Linked DNA regions of Homo sapiens: all the other regions are linked to region 2. A link is an interaction called in ENCODE POLR2A ChIA-PET data of the cell type or tissue named here. Cell type or tissue: B cell. All regions are shown on one strand. Links, peaks and the distances in the headings refer to the core of each region. The heading gives the core; the rest is flanking DNA.

Region 1 (5,473 bases), core at 2,974-5,473, 420 kb before region 2:
GCCCACTGTGTCCACTGCCTGGCTGTCCACACCCCCTGCCCTCCCACGGCAGAGCCAGAGGTCCTCTTAGGAAACAAAGCCAGCCATGCCAAGCCCATCCCGGCGTGACCCACAGCCCCAGACTCCCTGATAAGGGCCAGAGGCTCGTGACCCCACACTGCTGATCCCTTTAGCCCCTCCCACACTTACACCTCATTTCTATGCCCATCTGTCTCCCACCCCCACCTCCCTTCCATACCCACCACTCCCCGACACCCACCCCCAACCCAGCCCAACCCAAGCCTCCCTTCCATACGCACCACTCCCACAACACCCTCACCCACCCCACCCCACCCTGTCTTCCTTCCATACCCCAATCCTCCCCCACACACATCCCCAACACCCACCCCACCCCACCCCTCCCTTCCATGTCCCAATCTTCCCCCACAACCACCCCGACCCCTGCCCCTCCTTTCCATACCCACCCCTCCCCCACACTCATCCCCAACACCCACCCCACCCCTACCCCTCCCTTCCATATCCACCCCTTCTCCACACCCCCCACGCCTCCCTTTCATACCCCATCCCTCCCCCATCCCCACTCCCTCCCCCTACCCCCACGCCCCTCCGTACATCTCCCCTCCACACCATCAACCCTCACACTTTTCCTCCCCAACTTTCCCCACCGCCCTCCACTTCCCAAGCTCAAGGTGGAGGGGTCTGGGGAGAGCTGCTGAGCTCTTCTCTTTGCTCCTTGCTTTCTTGGCTTGGATGGTCCCCTTAAAACCGCTCTTTCACCCCCCACCGCAGGTGAGTTGCCCCCTCCCCAGGCAGCCGCTCCCCAGCAGGGGTTAAAAGGCCCCATCTGCCTCCATCAGGGCGCTGAGCCTTGGGGTCATCACGGGCGCCGTCCTGCGGAGCCCGCCCACCCCAGGCTGGAGCTGCATGCATGGGGACGGGGGGCAGGATGAGGTTGCCACCCCAGCATCGGGCACCACCCCACCCTGAGGAGGCACTCACAAGCCGACAGAACAGGGGCGGTGCCGGGCAGGGGACCTCATGGTCTCGTGGTCTCTGCGGCTCCAGTGTGGTGGGGGCCGCCTCCTTCACCCACGCCCCAGGTTCACAGTATTGCCATGGGCATCCGATGCCCCTGCTCACCTGGGTCCGGTGGGTTCCCAGCAGGTTATTTTGCCCACAGAGCCCCTCTTTCCCCAGGAAGGAAAATATAAATATAAAAGCGCACGCTGCTGTGGCCAGGCACGGTGGCTCACTCCTGTAATCCCAGCACTTTGGGAGGCTGAGGCAGGCAGATCACTTGAGGTCAGGAGTTCGAGACCAGCCTGGCCAACATGGTGAAACCCTGTCTCTACTAAAAATATAAAAATTAGCCGGGTGTGGTGGCACATGCCTGTATGTAATCCCAGCTACTCGGGAGGCGGAGACAGGAGAATGGTTTGAACCTGGGAAGGAGAGGTTGCAGTGAGCCGAGATGGCACCACTGCACTCCAGCCTGGGTGACAGAGTGAGACTCCATCTCAAACAACAACAACAACAACAACAAGAATGCACGCTGGGTTCGCCTCCTGGATGGCCCCTGCCCTGGGATCTGTCCTCCCTCTGGCCTTACACTGTCCGAGCCCAGGGACAGCAGGCAAGTCACCTCTCCCCTGTGAGGAGACACCCCCTACAAGCCTCCTTCCTGTGAACCTTGCCTCTCTCATCTAAAAACCCTCACCTTCCTCATCTAGAAAGCGGAAATCCCTCCTGCCTCGGATTGTTTTGGGGATTTTTTTTTTTTTTTTTTGAGACATTTTCCCTCTGTTGCCCGGGCTGGAGTGCAGTGGTGGGATCTCGGCTCACTGCAGCCTCAACTTCCCAGGCTCAAGCGATCCTCCTGCCTCAGCCTCCCGAGTAGCTGGGACCATAGGCAGGCACCATTACACCCGGCTAATTCTTTTTTTTTTTTTTGGTAGAAAAGGGATCTAGCTCTGTTGCCCAGGCTAGTCTCAAACCCCTGGGCTCAGATCTTCCAACTTCGGCCTCCCAAAGTGCTTGAATTACAGACATAAGTTGGAAAAAAATCCAACTAGTATGCCCAGCCCAACGCTTAGCAAGCAGTAGGTGCTCAATACTGGATCGCGCCCTTCCCGTTTCTCTCCCGAGAGCCGCCGCGGCCCAAAAACAGAGGCGTCCCCTTACCACCAGGGGGCAGTGTTTCCCCTCTCAGCTCCGAACGGGACCCGGGGCCTCACGGCGCTTTCTGGCGGGGCCTGGGGTCCCTGCGCTGCTGGAGAACCCCCGGCACGGCAGGTCCCATCCGTTAGAGGGGCTCCGGCCTCGGGGTGCTGGGAGGGGGCGTTCAGGGAAAGTGAGGCCGTGCAGCACAGGGGCTCCGCCCAGGGACTTTGGCAGCCCCGACTTTCAGACCTGGCCCCGCACTTCCGGGCGCTGGCCTCCTGGAGTCTCCGTGTCCTGGTTGACGGAGCTGATAATGGCAGCCCGCGGGCGGGGCAGCCCCGCAGGGAGGGGTGACCTGGCCGGGGCAGGATTTGGGTGCTCCTGGCTCACCTCGCCAGATGCCACCTTACCCGCCCCAACGGGAGGCAGGAGGCTGCTGCTTGCTGTGTGATTAACACCCAGCCAGGGCGCGTTGGTGTCTGCGCCAGAGATCTTGTCCCGCCAAACTGGCTGTAGACAGTCACCGGCAAGAACGCCCAGCGCGCTGGAGCATCAGGCCAGCTTGGGCAGCAGGGAACACCAGGAACGCGCAACCCAAGACGAGGTGCTGGGCCCAGCTGGCAGACACTTCCATTTAATGACTAAAAATCACACATCTCAGGTCACGGGTCTAGGAGAAAACACACACACACACACACACACACACACACACACACACACACACACACGGATTCCCCATCAAGGGGACATTTGCAGTTTCCAAACCTTGAAGATACTGAAGGGACCAGAAAGTTCCTTTGAGTGGCTGGTCACCCAAAGCTCCCGGTCCTCCACCCACTGCCCTTTGGAGGGACTCAAACCTTGGGAGGAGAAGGCTGAGCTTCCTGTGGGCCCCTCCCACCCACACCTGAGCCAGAGAGAAGACTGCAGCAAAGACATCCAAAGCCAACGGCAAGGGAAGCGTCAGCGGGGGCAGAGGAGCCAGCCCTGTCCTTGGCTCACCCAGCTTCCACCATACAGGAACCCAAGACCCCAGCCTTGCTTCCACAGAGAACTGGCAGGGGTCCCCTGGCCTGGCCATCACAGGGACTCACATGGGAGCCTTTTAAAACTCCAGATGGTGGCTGAGCACAGTGATTCATGCCTGTCATCCCAGCACTTTGGGAGGCCGAGGCCGGTGGATCACTTGAGGCCAGGAGTTCGAGACCCTCCTGGGCAACATGGTGAACCCGTCTCTACTAAAAATACAAAAATTAGCTGGGTATGGTGATACGCGCCTGTAATCCCAGCTACTCAGGAGGCTGAGGCGGGAGAATCGCTTGAACCCGGGAGGCGGAGGCTGCAGTGAGCCAGATTGTACCACTTCACTCCAGCTTGGGCAACAGAGCAAGACTCTGTCTTGGAAAAAAAAAAATACAGATGGCCAGGCTTGCCTCTAGATTGGCTGGGCCAGAATTTCTGGGGTCAGTCTGAAAAGTCTGCATTCTTAGCCCGGGATTCAGATGATCATTAGGTTTGGGAATCTTAAATAGAGTCTCCCTTCTCTCTTTTCACTGTTAGGGAGGGAGAGGGAGTGATGTTTTTGATGCTCTGTTACTTTAGCTGAAGGATTTTCTATCAATCTTCACAATCTGTCTTGAAATGGTTCCCATCAGCCACTTCGTGCAGGAATCCAAGGGGCTAAGAAACATACACACACACATACACACACACGGGCACACACACAGGCCCACTGTGCCCAGAGACCCACACGCGCAGCAGGCTGCCAGGAAACCAGGACTCAGGGCCCACCACAATCTGGAAGGAACATCAAGTCCCCAGGTATAGCCACGGCGGCTCTTGGCCCATGGTCTGGTGGCCAAGGAGGCATCAGCTGCTGGTCACAGGTGGCGGGCCGCTTCCCAGAGGATCTGCAGAGCCATGGAGGCGCAGGGGAGCTGGGCCAGGGTGTAGGTCACGGAGCGGATGGGTGCCCGCAGCTTCCCCAGGTAGGCCACGGTGTGTGCCACACGGCCCACGAGGAAGACCAGGAAGTGCATCCAGGCGACAAAAGGGTTAGGACCCAGAAAGGAGTAGACGAAGCCCAGGAAAAGGAAGGGGTAGATGGTCTCCATGTCGTTCCGGTGGGCCCTGGGGAGACAAGAGGGGTGCGGTCAGCCAGGTATTAGCTTTGGGGCCATAGGCCCTTTTGAGAGTGTCATGGAAGCTGGGGGTGCTTTGACCCACTGGGGGTCATTTCAGGCATATCACACACTCAAATCCATTCACAGCCAGGTCAAGGAGATGGATACCCCAGAGTCCAGAAGAAGGCAGCTCCAAGCTTATGCTTGCAAGCAGCTGAGGCAGCGAGGCCACGTCATGGGCTGGGAGTCAGAGGGCTACTGGTCCAGGATGCTCTTACCATACCTCTATGGCTTGCCGGGACCCCACTCCTGCCATACTCTCCCCCACCTTCCTCTCTAGCCCTTGGATACCAGGCAGGAAAAGTGGGACTCAGAGGTGCTGAGTGCTTTACAGAGCCAACGAGTGGAGGAGCTGGGATTGGAACCGAGTTCTGACTGGAGTTTGTGCTCTTTACCTCCAGGGCAGGGCTTCTCTGAGTCAGGCCTGAGGTCATCCTCCTTCTGAATGCAGCTTCCTGGGCCCCTCCCGAGTAGAAGGGGCTAGAGCCCAAGAGCAGGCCTTTGAAATGAATGCCGGGCTCTGTCTCCTTTTCCCCCTAAATCTAACTACCACCTGTCCTTTCAGGGACAATCATAACAAGATCCGCTCCCACTCACTGGAGCCAACCGATGGCCAGCCCCCGGTGAAGCTCTTCATTTTACACATCCTTTCCTGCCTCTTTTTCTGTTGAAAGGAATCAAGCATGTGCATATGTGTGGTGGGGGCGGAGGGGCTCTGTATAACCCCACCATAAATAAATGACCAAGAAAGAAAACTCAGAAAACTCACCTACTTCTGCTGGTTCACATTTTCCAGACTCCTACTAATGGCCGGCTTCCTTTATGAAGGGTGGGGAGGTTGAGTCCCATAAATTAGAGACTGAATGAGCAACTAAACCCATAGATTGCCACATTGGAAGCTCAAATAAACAGGAATTCAGTGCCCAGGGCATGACCTCCCCCAAGGACAGGCCACGCGTGTGAGGTGCAGGAACAGAAGCATGTTCTCCGGGCCTTCCTGCTGACATACATTCCACCAATAACACCGTCTCCTCGGGCCAGGCCCAGACTAGCAGCACTGAGTGGGGACCCGCTGCAGGGTCCTCCTCTTCCCTCTCACTGGCAAGACGATTCTTGGGCCAGTGCGATGG
Region 2 (7,402 bases), core at 3,032-5,531:
TCGTCGCCATCTTGGTTTTGGTGGGTTTTGACCGGCTTCTTTACTGCAACCTGTTTTATCAGCAAGGTCTTTATGGCCTGTATCTTGTGCCGACCTCCTGTGTCATCCTGTGACTCAGAATGCCTTAATCGTCTGGGAATGCAGCCCAGTAGGTCTCAGCCTTACTTTACCCAGCCCCTATTCAAGATGGCGTTGCTCTGGTTCAAACACCCTGACAGAAGGAGCACACGAGGCGTCGGGGAGCCTGAGGGTCTTCACAGTCTCCCTGGAGCATCTGGGGGGGCTCCCCAGATAATGTTGGGGCAGAATTCTGAAAGAGGAGAAGGGGGTAATTAGGGAAGGAAGGGCAGGGCTGTCACAGGGAGGACTGAGACAAAGTGTCCCTCCTGAGAATCTGCGGAGGAATTCATTCATCACAGTGGCAGCCTAAGAGTGCCCTGTAGGCAGGCAGGCAGGCAGGGAGCCAGGTGGGACGCATTAGCGAGGGCCCCAACCCCAAGCCAACACTGAGAGAGTAAGAGGGGGCTGAGTTGGCACTGCCCCTAGATTAGCTCATCCTCCCATCTTGTTCTTTTTTTTTTTCTGAGATGGAGTCTCGCTCTGTCATCCAGGCTGGAGTGCAGTGGCACGATCTCGGCTTACTGCAACCTCTGCCTCCTGGGTTCAAGCGATTCTCCTGCCTCAGCCTCCTGAGTAGCTGGGATTACAGGCACACACCACCATGCCCGGCTAATTTTTGAATTTTTAGTAGAGACAGGGTTTTACTATGTTGGCCAGGCTGGTGTCGAACTCCTGACCTCAGGTGATCCGCCTGCCTCAGCCTCCTGAAGTGGTGGATTACAAGCATGAGCCACTGCACCCGGCACCTCCCATCTTATTCTAAAGTGAGGTCCAAGGGGATCACCCAGGAGCCCTGGCTGGGGAGTCTGGGTGTGCTGTCTCCTGGACCAAGCCCTTTCCAGATACCACTCTGGGTTTTGGCTGGAAGCAAACCTTCCAGGCCTGAGCCCGGGATAAGGCTGATTTTGTTGTTTTTGAGAAAAAGCTCCTTTGCTTCATCTAGAGTTCCCATTCTAGAGGGCTCCTTTGCCCTCCCTGCTTTTCGGTGAGTTTGCCTCTTTCTCCTGCCTTTTTACTGTCCAGGCCTCAGAAAATCCATCAGCGGGTGGCTGCATTGATTTTTAATCACGTTTTACCTCTGTGGAATGAGTCTCTCTGGACCCTTTGGAACTGCTCTGAGCATCGGGGATCCAGAGTGTCTTGCACTGGGCGATTCAGACAGAATTATGAACAACGCTGCATTACTCTTCTGGAGGGGCCTGCTGGGAGCCTTGTCCACACGGCAAAGCAGGGGAGTGTCTAGGGCCACTCAGGAGGCAAAGGGCCTAACTGTTGCAGGGCCTTCCAGGCTAAGGGCTGAACCTCACCCTCCGACCTGTAGACCATCAGAGACAGCTGGTAACCACTGGCGCGTAAGTCACCCCCAAGCCACCAGCCCATTTGGAAGATACTTAAACCTACATATTCCCTTCTCTCTAGTCTATTTTCATTCTGTCCCTCAGCCCTCTGAAGGGCACCCAGTGGCTGGCGAGACCCTGTCACCAGCTTGGTATTGAGAGGTATCTTAGTCTGTGTGGGCTGCTATGGCAAAATACCATAGACTGAGTGGCTTATAAACAACAGAAACTTATTACTCACGGTTCCAGAGGCTGGGAAGTCTAAGACCAACGTGTCTGCAGATTCCATGTCTGGTGAGGACCTGTTCCTCATGGCCATCTTCTCACTGTAACCTCACATGGCAGGATTTCTCTGGGGCCTCTTATTTATTTTTTGAGACAGACTCTCACTCTGTCACCCAGGCTGCAGTACAGTGGCACGATCTCAACTCACTGCAACCTCTGCCTCCTGGGTTCAAGTAAGTTTCCTGTCTCAGCCTCCTGAGTAGCTGGGACTACAGGCACATGCCACCACGTCTGGCTATTTTTTGTATTTTTAGTAGAGACAGGGTTTTACCATATTGGTCAGGCTGGTCTTGAACTCCTGACCTCAGATGATCCACCCACCTCAGCCTCCCAAAGTGCTGGGATTACAGGCGCGAGCCACCGCGCCCGGCTGGGACCTCTTTTTAAGGGCACGAATCCCATTTGTGACAGCTCCATCCTCATGACCTGATCACTTCTGAAAGGCCCCACCTCCTCATACCATCATCTTGGGAGTCAGTATTTCAACATAGGAATTTAGGGGAGGCCGGTTTGGTGGCTCATGCCTGTAATCCCAACACTTTGGGAGGAAGAGGCGGGATGATAGCTTGAGCCCAGGAGTTCAAGACCAGTCTGGACAACATAATGAGACCCTGTCTCTATATGTTAAAAAAAAAAAAAAGAAAGAAAGAGGCCGGGCGCAGTGGCTCACGCCTGTAATCCCAGCACTTTGGGAGGCCGAGGCAGGCAGATCACAAGGTAAAGAGTTCGAGACCAGGCTGGCCAACATGGTGAAACCCCTTCTCTACTGACAATACAAAAAATTAGCTGGACACGGTGGTGCATACCTGTAGTCCCAGCTACTCAGGAGGCTGAGGCAGAAGAATCACTTGAACCTGGGAGGCAGAGATTGCAGTGAGCCGAGATTGTGCCACTGTACTCCAGCCTGGGTGACAGAGTGAGACTCTCCGTCTCAAAAAAAAAAAAAAAAAGAAAAAAAGAAAGAAAAGAATGAAAAAGGAATTTTAGGGGAACACAAATATTCAGTCCATCACAGCATATTTCCTTCCAGTGGAGCAGGGCTGAGGACCACGAGGAGCGGGAGAAGCTGGGTGGTCAAGAGCTAGAGAGAGGCCAGTCTCCATGGACTGCCCCCCATTTTTGCCTCTTCTTCCACTTCCTGTCCCCGACCTGGAACCCAGCTCTGGGCAAAGGCAATTGGGTATTGCTGTTGTTGCTGGACAGGAATGGGGGCTGAGGAGCTGCTCCACTCCCCCGTCTCCATATTTCACCTGTTGGGAGAATAGGAGGAGGGGCTGGGTCACTAGGTTGGGTGCATTTCAGAGCCCAGGGAGCAGATACCATTGTTTTGCAAATGAAGCCCAGGGAGGTAGGGGGCTGTCCCAGACCTCCTGCCTTGCTGCAAGTCCTAGAGAGTGTTCCAGAACTTCACCTAGGCCTCTAAACTCTCAGCCCACCTGGGGCTTTTCGTACATCCTATTTTTTTCTTTTTTTTTTTTTTCGAGACAGAGTCTTTCTCTGTCATCCAGGCTGGAGTGCAGTGGCGTGATCTCGGCTCACTGCAACTCCACCTCCCAGGTTCAAGCGATTCTCCTGCCTCAGCCTCCTGAGTAGCTGGGATTATAGGCACCACTATGCCTTATTTTTTTTTTTTTTTTTTTGAGACGGAGTCTCGCTCTGTCACCAAGCTGGAATGCGGTGGCACGATCTCAGCTCACTGCAACCTCTGCCTCCTGGGTTCAAGCGATTCCCCTGCCTCAGCCTCCCGAGTAGCTGGGACTACAGGCACATGCCAACACGCCTAATTTTTTTTTTGTATTTTAGTAGAGACGGGGTTTCATCATGTTGGCCAAGATGATCTCAATCTCCTGACCTCGTGATCCGCCCGCCTTGGCCTCCCAAAGTGCTGGGATTACAGGCGTGAGCCACCGGCTAATTTTTGTATTTTTACTAGAGACAGGGTTTCACCATGTTGGCCAGGCTGGTCTTGAACTCCTGACCTCAGATGATCCGCCCGCCTCAGCCTCCCGAAGTGCTGGGATTACAGGTGTGAGCCAACACGCTCAGCCCTTTTTTTTTTTTTTTTTTTTGACGCAGGGTCTCACTCTGGTTGCCCAGGCTGGAGTACGGTGGCACGATCTCAGCTCACTGCAGCTTTGACCTCCTGGGTTTGGGTGATTCCCCCACCTCAGTCTCCCGAGTAGCTGGGACTACAGGCATGTGCCACCATGCCTCGCTAATTTTCTGTATTTTTAGTAGTGATGGGTTTTGCTATGTTGCCCAGGCTGGTCTTGAACTCCTGGACTCAAGCAATCTGCCTGCCTTGGCCTGAGTGCTAGGATTACAGGTATGAGGCCTAATTTGAAACATTCTTCCTCTCTGTTCCTTGGAATCCACACAAAGTCCTGTCTGACCACCTGTAGAGGGTCAGTCTTCAAAGGCCAGTCAAGAATCCTGGGTTGAACATGGAGCCCCAGGCAGGGCAGGCGGGAGCCAGGCACCACCATCGGCACAGCAGCCAATGAATGAGGTCTCGAGGCAATTGAGAATGAAGGGCACCTGCAAATGACAGGTGTCCCCTGGTGGCTGGACCCCAGGAAGGGGCTGTCAGGCTCCATCTGTGGAACCTCAGGAGCCTTGCTGGTGGGGTCCCCTCAGGCCCTCCTAGGGCTGCTTGGAGGAAGAGGCTATGGGGGTGGAGGGCTGGTAAAGGTAGGCTGACTTACCCACACAGCAAGCGCTTGGTAGCCCCAAACACCAGGACCCCTCTGCCTTCTGCCAACCCCAGCAAGGTGCCCACAAAACTGGGCAAAGTAACATGGTGGGTCACAGCAGAGCACACATCTCTTTGTAGCTAGATTTCGGGATTTTTTTTTTTTTTGAGACCGAGTCTCACTCTGTTGTTGCCCACGCTAGAGTGCAGTGGCGCGATCTTGGCTCACTGCAACCTCTGCCTCCCGGGTTCAAGCAATTCTCCTGCCTCAGCCTCCCGAGGAGCTGGGATTATAGGTGCCCGCCACCATCCCTGCCTAATTTCCATATTTTTAGTAGAGACGGGATTTTGCCATGTTGGCCAGGCTGGTCTCAAACTCCTGACCTCAGGTGATCCACGCACCTCGGCCTCCCAGAGTGCTGTGATTACAGGTGTGAGCCACCGTGCTCAGCGATTTCAGGCTTTTTATATGACACAGTGAGCCCAACATGCACAGAGAGGGGCTCAGACAAGCCTGACTTGAATCCTTTATGGCCAGTCACCAGCTGTGTGACCTGGTCCCCAGCTCCTCAACCTCTCTGGGCCTTGCTGCCTAACCCGCAGGATCCTGCAAAGGCTCAGCGAGCTGATGCACAGGGAGTACGTGGCGCCCTGCCTGGCACACAACCAGGCGCAGTAAGTGGTAGCTGCCATTGTTGCCGCTGGACTTACTAATTACCAAGGCTACGCCAAATTCAAGTCTAAAAACAAGAGCCGCTAAAGGACTCCAGAGAAGGCAGCGTGTCCTGCTTTCTCTCCTGGTCAATTCTGATGCCTCAAGACTGGCCCCCAACTTAGAACTGTTTTGTTTGTTTTTTTGTTTGTTTTGAGACAGAGTCTCGCCCTGTTGCCCAGGCTGGAGTGCAGTGGTGTGATCTCGGCTCACTGCAACCTCCGACTCCTGGGTTCAAGCGATTTTCCTGCCTCAGCCTCCTGAGTAGCTGGGATTACAGGCTCGTACCACCATGCCCGGCTAATTTTTGTATTTTTAGTAGAGACGGGGTTTCCGCATGTTGGTCAGGCTGGAACTTAGAACTGTTACAGCACACACTGTCTCAGCTGGACGGAACCTTGAAGCCCCTCATTGTACAGACAGGGAAATCGAGGCCCAGAGAGTGAGAGCGATTGTCTAAGTCTGCACCAGAGGTTAGTGGGCTTGGAGCCCAGATAGTCGCCTGGGATTATTGGATTCCACGTGTGGCTGACCTTAAGGATGGACTTCATGTCATTGCCAAAGGGCAGCTGGGGGTGGGGGACCGAAGAGGCCACGTCCACCCATTCAGCATTGTTGTTGTGGCTTCACTTTCAGTTGGGCATGGGGCAGGCAGCAGTGACAAGACACACACAGCCCTGCCCTCATGGGGTGGGGCTCCTGGATTGGCCCACATATAACTCATGTATGGGGGCTGAGACCCTGGGAGAACTGGGCCAGGACCTATCCCTTGGATCTGTCTGGGGGAGTCCATGTCTCAGACCCGGCTTGGGAAACCAGCAGGTGTCACCCTAACGGGCAGTGCTGGGACAGGCCAGATGGTGGGCAGCTCCCTGGCACCAGAGTGCGGAAGGGCTCCAGGGCCTGGCTCCTCCTCCCAGCTCATGGTCTGAGCGTCTCTGAGCTTGACCCTGGGAGAGCCCGCTGCTTGGAGGCTCAACTAGGAACCTGGTCAAAGCATCCACCCCACACCGGGAGGAGCAAGCCCCAGTTCACCTTCTCCCATCTGTAAGATGAGCACATTGGACCTGGTGGTCTTTGAAGTGTACCTCCCAGCTTTGAAAGCTCTTGAATCCTATGATAGATGGTATTTGGGGTGACTGCCCAAAACCCCCTTTCCTGAGGGTAGACCTCTGGAGCCATAACGACATGATCCCACCCTCATTGGCCACAGCTGATTGGACTGTGCCAAACAACTGGCTCATGTGGGCCATTCAGATCCTCCCTCCCAGATTCGGGCACTGTGACTCAGCCATCAGTCTGGTGGGCACGTGAGCTGGGGGGAAGGCGAGATCCAGGCGGGGGCAGAGGCTCAGGGAAAGCTGTCTATAGAGACAGAAACTGCCCTGATAGCTGGGGTCCCGGGACTTTTCCTTTAGCCTCTCCCCACCATTCATTCCCCATACTTGCAGACAAAGCACCTAAGTTACTTTGAGGCACCTCTCCGGCCCCCGCCCCTCCCGCCCCACCTACTAGGAGCAGCCTTGGCGAAACTGTCCAGCAAGCTACCCTGCCTACCTCCTGTCCGGTGTGGTCCTGTGACCCCTGCATACCCTCTCCTGGGACTTATGTATTTATTTATTTACGTTTTTGAGACGGAGTCTCGCTCTGTTGCCCAGGCTGGAGTGCAGTGGTGGGATCTTGGCTCACTGCAACCTCTGCCTCCTGGGTTCAAGCGATTCTCGTGCCTCAGCCTCCCGAGTAGCTGGGATTACAGGCACCTGCCACCACGGCCAGCTAATTTTTGTATTTTCAGTAGAGATGGGATTTCACCACGTTGGCCAGGCTGGTCTCAAACTCCCGACCTCAAGTGATCCACCCACCTCGGCCTCCCAAAGTGTTTTGATTACAGGTGTGAGCCACCATGCCGGGCCTCCTAGGACTGAATTTTGAGCAAACGGCTACACAGAGGGAGGAGAATGGCCAGGGCCAATGGCTGTGTCCTGAACTGACAGTCTGGAGACCCCGTGCCCTTGTTCCTGCTGTGTCGACCCCAGATCCTGCAGATTCCCAGGCCCTGCCCTTCCTCCTCTCCTGAGCGCTTCCACACGCATGTTGCCAATTCTGCTGCCACCTTTGGTCTCTGTTGCAGGCCACCCTAGAGCCTGGGTGGTTGGAGAGAGGAACCAGCTCCCTCCCAGTGGCTGTCCTCACTGTGGGTGCCCTGGCTGGCTCTCCTGCCCTTCTACTAAGTTCTCCTTTTTGCTTCATTGGCTT
Region 3 (7,402 bases), core at 2,866-5,365, 230 kb before region 2:
ACCTGCAGGACCCAGAATGCCTCTCGCAGCCAGGCTAGAGGCCAACATTCTCTCCCACCCGAGAAGTGTGTGCCACCCCTTGCTCCGTGGAGGGTGTCTGCTGATGCTTTCTATGAAACTCAGCCCTGTCCACAGGGGTTATTTGGAGAATTATCCACTGTGACTGCTCTTTTTTTTTTTGAGACAGGGTCTCACACTATCGCCCAGGCAGGAGTGCAGTGGCGTAATCTCGGCTCACTGCCACCTCCGCCTCCCAGGTTCAAGCGATTTTCCTGCTTCAGCCTCCTGAGTAGCTGGGATTACAGGTGCCTGCCACCACGCCCAGCTAATGTTTTGTATTTTTAGTAGAGACGGGGTTTCGCCTTGTTGGTCAGGCTGGTCTTGAACTCCTGACCTCGTGATCCGCCCGCCTCCCAAAGTGCTGGGATTATAGGTGTGAGCTACTGTGCCCAGCTGTGACTGCTCTTTTTAAAGTATTTATTTACTTATCAATTTGCTGATTTTTGGTTTTGTTTTTGGAGACAGGGCAGGTTGCATGGTGGCACAATCCCAGCTCACTGAAGCCTCAACCTCTAGAGCTCAAATGATCCTCGCACCTCAGCCTCCTGAGTAGCTGGGACTATAGGTACGTGCCACCACGTCCAGCTAAGTTTTGTATTTTTTGGTAGAGATGGGGGTTTCACCATGTTGCCCAGGTTGATATCGAACTCCTGAGCTCAAATGATCCACCCACCCCAGCCTTCCAAAGTGCTGGGATTACAGGTGTGAGCCACCACACACAGCCTAAAAAACTAATTCTTAATTTAAGATTGATTCAAAGTTGACACTTCCTTGTAAATAAAAAATAACCTTTTAAATAAATTGTCCCTATATAGAAACATGAGATTTTAAAGGAAAGAACCAGAAAGACAAACTTTTGCAGGGGGAAAATGGTACATACAGTCACATTCCTGACTGTCTGACATGGGCAGTCTACAGTGATTCCAGCCCGCCTGTGAACTTGAGCATAGATCTACTTATCACAACTGGAATTCATTGTACGCACAGACAAGACTTATGGTGCACAGCAGAAAACTCCAAGTATCTTTCCTACAAGGCACACTATCATATACAGATATTTTCTCACACATTATTGTCTAAACATTGCTAATTCAAAGAACTAACATTTCAACTAGATACACTATTTGCTCTCTACTCGGCTACTTTCTTTACGCAAAGTTATATATTCTTTCTTAAGCATTCCACAGACAGAGTTCTCACCTCAAAATATTGTATAGGAAGATTATTAACACTTCATAGTAAAAACGAGTCATTAGGATTGAACAGAAATCCCCATTGAATAGGAAATACCAAATTCTCAGACAAATTCGACTTTATTTGTGATGGATGATCTATTAATACAAGAAGTGCCATCACAGTACGTGGAATTTCTTTTTAATCATTATATACTGGTTTTCAGTCTGAAGTTGTAAGCCAGCCAATTAGAATTTCTCTTAAAATTAGAAAGCGAAATCATTGGCTAAAATAATAATTTTGAAGATTTCATTAAGTGCATTGCTAGACACCTGAAGAATTAAAAAGCTGTCAGTTTCAGGCGACAGTTAAAGAGCCGTGGGAGCCACAAGCGTCAATAACACATGGGGAACACAGCCCAGGCGAGTCCATGTGTTATTGGACAGTCACAGTACTAACCTCAAGTACAAAGAAAGGGGACAGTGAAAATAAATATATATAGAGAGAAGCAAAATCATTTTACTGTGCTAGGAGATCGCTCACGCTTCCTTGATTTGTTTGTTTGTTCTCCAAGCTTTAGGGCATAACTCCCTTATGGATCCATTTGTTACAAACATGGATATGGGTGACTGAGCTACACTGCCGTCTGTAAGAGCGTCACTCTCCCGTGACCACGCACTGCAGCTGTGTTTTATGCGTGAAATTCTGCGGTAAAGTCATACCCAATGACATCTCAGACGGCAGTCACAGTCCCTTTAAAGATTTTACCAGAACTAGAATGAAAAGAGAAAAACAAAAAAAAAAACAAAAAAACAAGCTCAGCTCACCACTGTTATTAGAAAGTTTGCTTCCTTTATTCATGCAAGCTTTTCGGATAAAGTTCCGTATGGTTGAATTTATACAATTAGGCTTTTCTTTTTTTTTTTTTTTCCTGGTGTCCAGTTCTCTCAATTAAGAATTTCATTTCGTAGTGTGGAAGCATAACAAGTGCCTCTGGGTCCCCAGTCTTGGTGCTGTGAATGGGGTTAGTGGCTGTGCCATGACTGTATGACCTGGCCATCACAGGTGAACTTACAACATAGTCCCTAGCCTCAAAGGCATACGTGGGTTTCCCTATCGTCCTCTTCATGAGTTCTTTGTGAAAACAGAAAGACTGAGTCTGCCAATAACCAGCAAGAGAACAAGATAAAATAAATAAAATTAACCATAAGACTTTAACATATGACAAACAACTGGTAAGGATTTTCAAAATCTTTCGGTCAACTTTGATGGTATTTTTCCATACAATGAACTCTAAAATATGAAAAACGTACATCCATATTTTAGATATAAAAGTCTCTTGCACAGGCCAGAAAATGAAACTTTAATTTAAGCAATAAAATTCCCCTTTGTAGACTGCAAATGGAGAACATGCTATCTAGTTTCATTTTTCTTCAACTTACATAAAAATGAAACAATGGTTAATGTTCTGGCGGCATCTCTAAACATATTCAGTGAAACAAAATTTCCTTACAAATGTCAACAGCTTACAACAAATAACATTTTATCCTGTTTAATTATTTAGAAACAAAATCAGTTATGCTGAGATATGTTTGCATGGGATTTATATACTCTGATCATAGAAACAAATTATTGACATCTGAATCTGAAAGCTGCAAAACATGATAAAAGACATAATAAAATCACAGATTTGTTATTCTCTCAGGAACTTTTTCTAGTTAAATTATCGTTGGCATAATGCTGTTAAGTTACAAAGTAGAATAAATGAGAAGGTAGGAAGGGCTGTACCATGTTGGTCACGGAAGCTGTCAGCCATGCCATGGATGTCCCATGCAAGATCCATGTTGAGACTGCTTAAAAATGAAATCTATTTCTCCAAACTTTAGATTTGCTTTTTGAGCTTGTGCTTCCTCTTTTTTTGCACTGCTATGTCCTAGAGGAAGGAACATTAATTCTGACCCTAAGAACAGAATGACCAAAAGTGAGGGAAGCAAAACTATTTCTCTATTTCTTTACGATTGCTTCTAGTGGGTATATGTATGTGGTTTAACCTCAGGAAAATAAACACATCATTTGGGAAATTTTTTTTAACAAAGATTTGCTGAGCACACGTTTGAGGAGTAAGAAATAAAATTCATACTGCTGATTATGGTAAAACAGAGATTTTCCTTTAAATCATCAAAAGAACCAGTTTCCGATTCCCATTTCACTGTTTTAAGTGTTAATCTTTTTTTTTTAGACGGAGTCTCACTCTGTCACCCAGGCTGGAATGCAGTGGCATGATCTCGGCTCACTGCAACCTCTGCCTCCTGGGTTCAAGTGATTCTCCTGCCTCAGCCTCCTAAGTAGCTGGGATTACAGGTGTGCACCACCATGCCCAGCTAATTTTTGTATTTTTAGTAGAGACAGGGTTTCACCATGTTGGTCAGGCTGGTCTCAAACTCCTGACCTCGTGATCCACCCACCTCAGCCTCCCAAAGTGCTGGGGTTACAGGTGTGAGCCACAACGCCCAGCTTATCTTTTTCTAACCATCCTTTTCTTACATTTATTGATTACTGAATTCTTTGGTCTTTTTCTAAATAGTTAGAGAATATCATGAACCACAGATTCACAAACCATTTTTGGCCAACAGACTGTGTAATGTTAAGAGAAAACTGGAATAGACACATAAACAAATGGTAAACAATCATGAATATTCATCATGAGAGTCCAAAAAAATACAGAGATAATATATAAATATAACACATGAGTGCTTGGTAAAGCGGCAGAGATGGGTTAACTGACAGTTCATATGAAACTTTCAGTCTAGCAAAAACACCCTTGTCTTGGAAATTCTTGGATTAACAATGAGTGGAGTTCTAAACGCCAGCATCGTTGAGCCAAGAAGCTGCAGATTACTCAAGTCCTAATTATACATCTCAGCTCAATCCATCATCCACTTTTGAAGCTGTATTCTGCCTTCCACCAACGGCTTTTTTCACATCTTTAGGAAATTACATTTCTAATTCTTAACCTGATATGATAGATAGCATTAAAGCAAGATAATTCAAGATAATTCTACCAACTATAAATTTGAGATTCTCATATTAAAAGAACTCTGCATGTGAGGAAATATTGTTTTGTCCCCTATTTTTAAAAAGCATTGATAATAAACTTGTTATCAATTATGAATTTACATTCTTTACTTTTTTTTTTTTTGGAGAAAGGGTCTCACTCTGTTGCCCTGGCTGGGCTCCAGCAATCCTCTCATCCCAGCCTCCGCTAGGACTACAGGCACATGCCACCATGCCTGGCTATTTTTTCATGGGTTTTTTTTTTTTCTTTTTTGAGACAGAGTCTTGCTCTGTCGTCCAGGCTGGAGTGCAATAGCGTGATCTTGGCTCACTGCAACCTCCACTTCCCAGGTCCAAGCGATTCTCCTGCCTCAGTTTCCCGAGTAGCTGGGATTACAGGCACCCGCCTGTAATTAGCCGGACATTAACCATGCCCGGCTAATTTTTGTATTTTTAGTACAGACGGGGTTTCACCATGTTGGTCAGGCTGGTCTCGAACTCCTGACCTCAGGTGATCCGCCCTCCTCGGCCTCCCAAAGTGCTGGGATTACGGGCATGAGCCACTGTGCCAGGCCTCTTTTTTACACAGAGTTGTTTTTGTGGAAATACGATTGTCAGGTTAACAATGACTACTGTTATTCTTTTACTAGTAACCAGCTGTTGATTCCAAGTCTAAGAAGGACATCTCTCCTCTAGTTAATTAGTTGTAGTTTAGAATCTTTTCCCAGGCCAATGTGTCAGTTGACACTCAAGAAAGGATGGCATCCACCTCTGGCTTTGGGGCACTACCAGGTACTATTTGGAAAGAAGTAACCCAACCGTCAGTTGACTGGAGAGTCCAGGAGAAGGGAAAAGTAAAACTTATGTTTGTACAAGAAAGCATTCCACTACAACTGTATTGCAACTCCCACAGGGTAGGATTTAAAAAAAAAAAAAAGGAGAAAACCTTACTGGATATGTTAACGCTGCTGGGATTACAGGCGTGGGCCACTGGGCCCAGTCTAAAGATCTGTTTACTCATTATATTCATTATAAAAGATATTTTGGGAAGGCTTAGACTAGACTGGCCATTGAGAATGATTTGGGAATCTACACATTGCTTTATGCCAATCTTTCTCTGTAAACGAAACTGGTATCTACATTGGATGGCTGCATCAATTCCATTATCTCTATGATGTAAGCGCACATCAATCTTAATGAGGACAGCGGACTTCAATCTTAATAACAACCACTTACGAGTCAATATAGTAGTTTCTCCCTGAATGTGGATGTCACAGAATCTCAGACTCTGTAATCAGACTCCCCGGATCTAAATCCCGGCTCTGTATCTTCCCACCTTCACCTTTTTATGCCTCAATTTCCTTACAGTAAAATAAGGAAATATGAGTACTACCTGGGCTTCATAGGGTGGCTGGAAAAAAGTAAATGAGCACACAGAACAGAGCTTTGCACACAATAAGTGCTCAGTAAGTGTCAGCTGCTTTTATTGTTTCATCCTTTAAAGAGAAATTCTGCATCAGGCCCCTTCCAATCAACAGATATTTTATCAACATCTTATATAATCTCACTAAAATAGCGAATGAAACCACTGTGACTTATGACTCTTCTCCTTTCGACCCTGAGGCATAGCTCAGGCAAGTATCTTCATTACACTCACATTGCTTCAGTAGTTATTAAGGCAATATTTTCTGACTTACACAGTGACTTCCAATTCCTCATCTCATAGGTTGCTAGTTTTATGTTTTTATTATTTATTATTTTTTTTTAGAGATGGGGTTTGACTATGTTGTACTGGCTGGTCTTGAACTCCTGAGCTCAAGTAATCTTCCTGCCTCGGCCTTCCAAAGTGCCAGGATTACAGGCATGAGACACTGCGCTTGTCCTATTAATTTTTATATATTTTTTTAAGAGATGGGGGTCTCACTATGGTGTCCAAGCTGGTTTTGAACTCCTGAGCTCAAGCAATCCTCCTGCCTTGGCCTCCTAAAGTGCTAGGATTACAGATGTGAACTATCACGCCCAGTCTCAGGTCGCTAGTTTTAGAAATGAAATCTAAGTGGTTTTTTTTGGTAAAATTAAGGTAGAAAATGCATGACTTGGATGCTTTAAAGAGGAAGAGGGGTAAAGTCCTTCCAAAATGTACTAGAAACGAAAAGAAAAAGGCCGGGCGCAGTGGCTCACACCTGTAATCCCAGCACTTTGTAAGGCCGAGGCGGGCGGATCACAAGGTCAAGAGATCGAGACCATCCTGGCCAACATGATGAAATGCTGTCTCTACTAAAAATATAAAAAGTAGCTGGGCGTGGTGGCATATGCCTGTAATCACAGCTAATCAGGAGGCCGAGGCAGGAGAATCGCTTAAACCCGGGAGGTGGAGGTTGCAGGGAGCCGAGATCACGCCACTGCACTCCAGCCTGGTGACAGAGCGAGACTCTGTCTGGAAAAAAAAAAAAAAGAAAGAAACAAATAGAAAGAACTCTGGGCTGTCTGGTTTTCTCCTTTCTTCCAACCACCATGCTTCCTTCTTTCTTTCTTCCTCTTTCTGGCTTTTCTTTCTAGCTATAATGGTTTTTGTTTTTTTTTTTTTAACTTTTTTATATGTTATGGGAAAACACAATGGATTCATTCACAAACAAAATTAGTTATGCAGAACCAAACATGCAACCAAAGCACGCCAGAGAGACAGGATTCCGGAGCAGAACTTACCCCACGCTTTAGGCTCCTGAAGCAGTGGATTTTGGGTTTGGAGGTCATGAACTCGTTGAAGCGATGGGAGAGGGGTTCCTTTTGCTGCTTGGGAGACTGGGGGCCGTTGGGAACAGCAGAGGGTGAGGCAGAGGCAGGAGGGGGAGGGGGAGGCTGATGGGGGGATGTTAAAAGGGACATAAGCTACATGTAAGAGATGGAGCCGTGACAGAGTAAAAATCAGAAACAAGAAGACACAAAACAAAAATAAGCATCAAATAATATTTGAAATCCAACGCAAGTAAAACACAAACAATTAAATTTTAGGCCATGGTCCAAAAGAAAACATGTAGGAGGTGGTTAAATGAAGAATATGATGAGAGTTGGGAGGTTTAGTAAGTAATGCGACAGAAGAGCAAGAAATATCTGA

What was found. Peaks named below come from ENCODE experiments on the same cell type or tissue, not always from the same donor. Only the 100,000 strongest peaks of a DNase experiment are listed, where the experiment ranks them.
Region 1: POLR2A ChIA-PET joins it to region 2 with 5 read pairs; 3 of 35 experiments call an interaction of 5 or more read pairs at or near these places.
Region 3: POLR2A ChIA-PET joins it to region 2 with 6 read pairs; 4 of 35 experiments call an interaction of 5 or more read pairs at or near these places.

The regions. Positions count from the first base shown.
Region 1 is chr9:129,735,571-129,741,043 of GRCh38, forward strand. It overlaps PTGES (prostaglandin E synthase), which reads right to left. Exons shown (of 3, transcript NM_004878.5): 3 at 2,779-4,290. The coding sequence ends at 4,041. Among named protein-coding and RNA genes, the nearest start is that of PTGES, 15 kb to the right of the region's middle. RefSeq lists an enhancer at 1,872-2,121. In B cell, for the core only: no CTCF peak of the experiment used is centred there; a DNase peak (open chromatin) is centred at 4,062; H3K27me3 peaks cover 475 bases.
Region 2 is chr9:130,150,844-130,158,245 of GRCh38, forward strand. No RefSeq gene overlaps it. Among named protein-coding and RNA genes, the nearest start is that of GPRACR, 10 kb to the left of the region's middle. RefSeq lists an enhancer at 1-783. In B cell, for the core only: no CTCF peak of the experiment used is centred there; no DNase peak of the experiment used is centred there.
Region 3 is chr9:129,916,851-129,924,252 of GRCh38, forward strand. FNBP1 (formin binding protein 1) reads right to left here. Exons shown (of 17, transcript NM_015033.3): 10 at 6,994-7,176. Among named protein-coding and RNA genes, the nearest start is that of MIR6855, 51 kb to the left of the region's middle. In B cell, for the core only: no CTCF peak of the experiment used is centred there; no DNase peak of the experiment used is centred there; H3K27ac peaks cover 1,438 bases.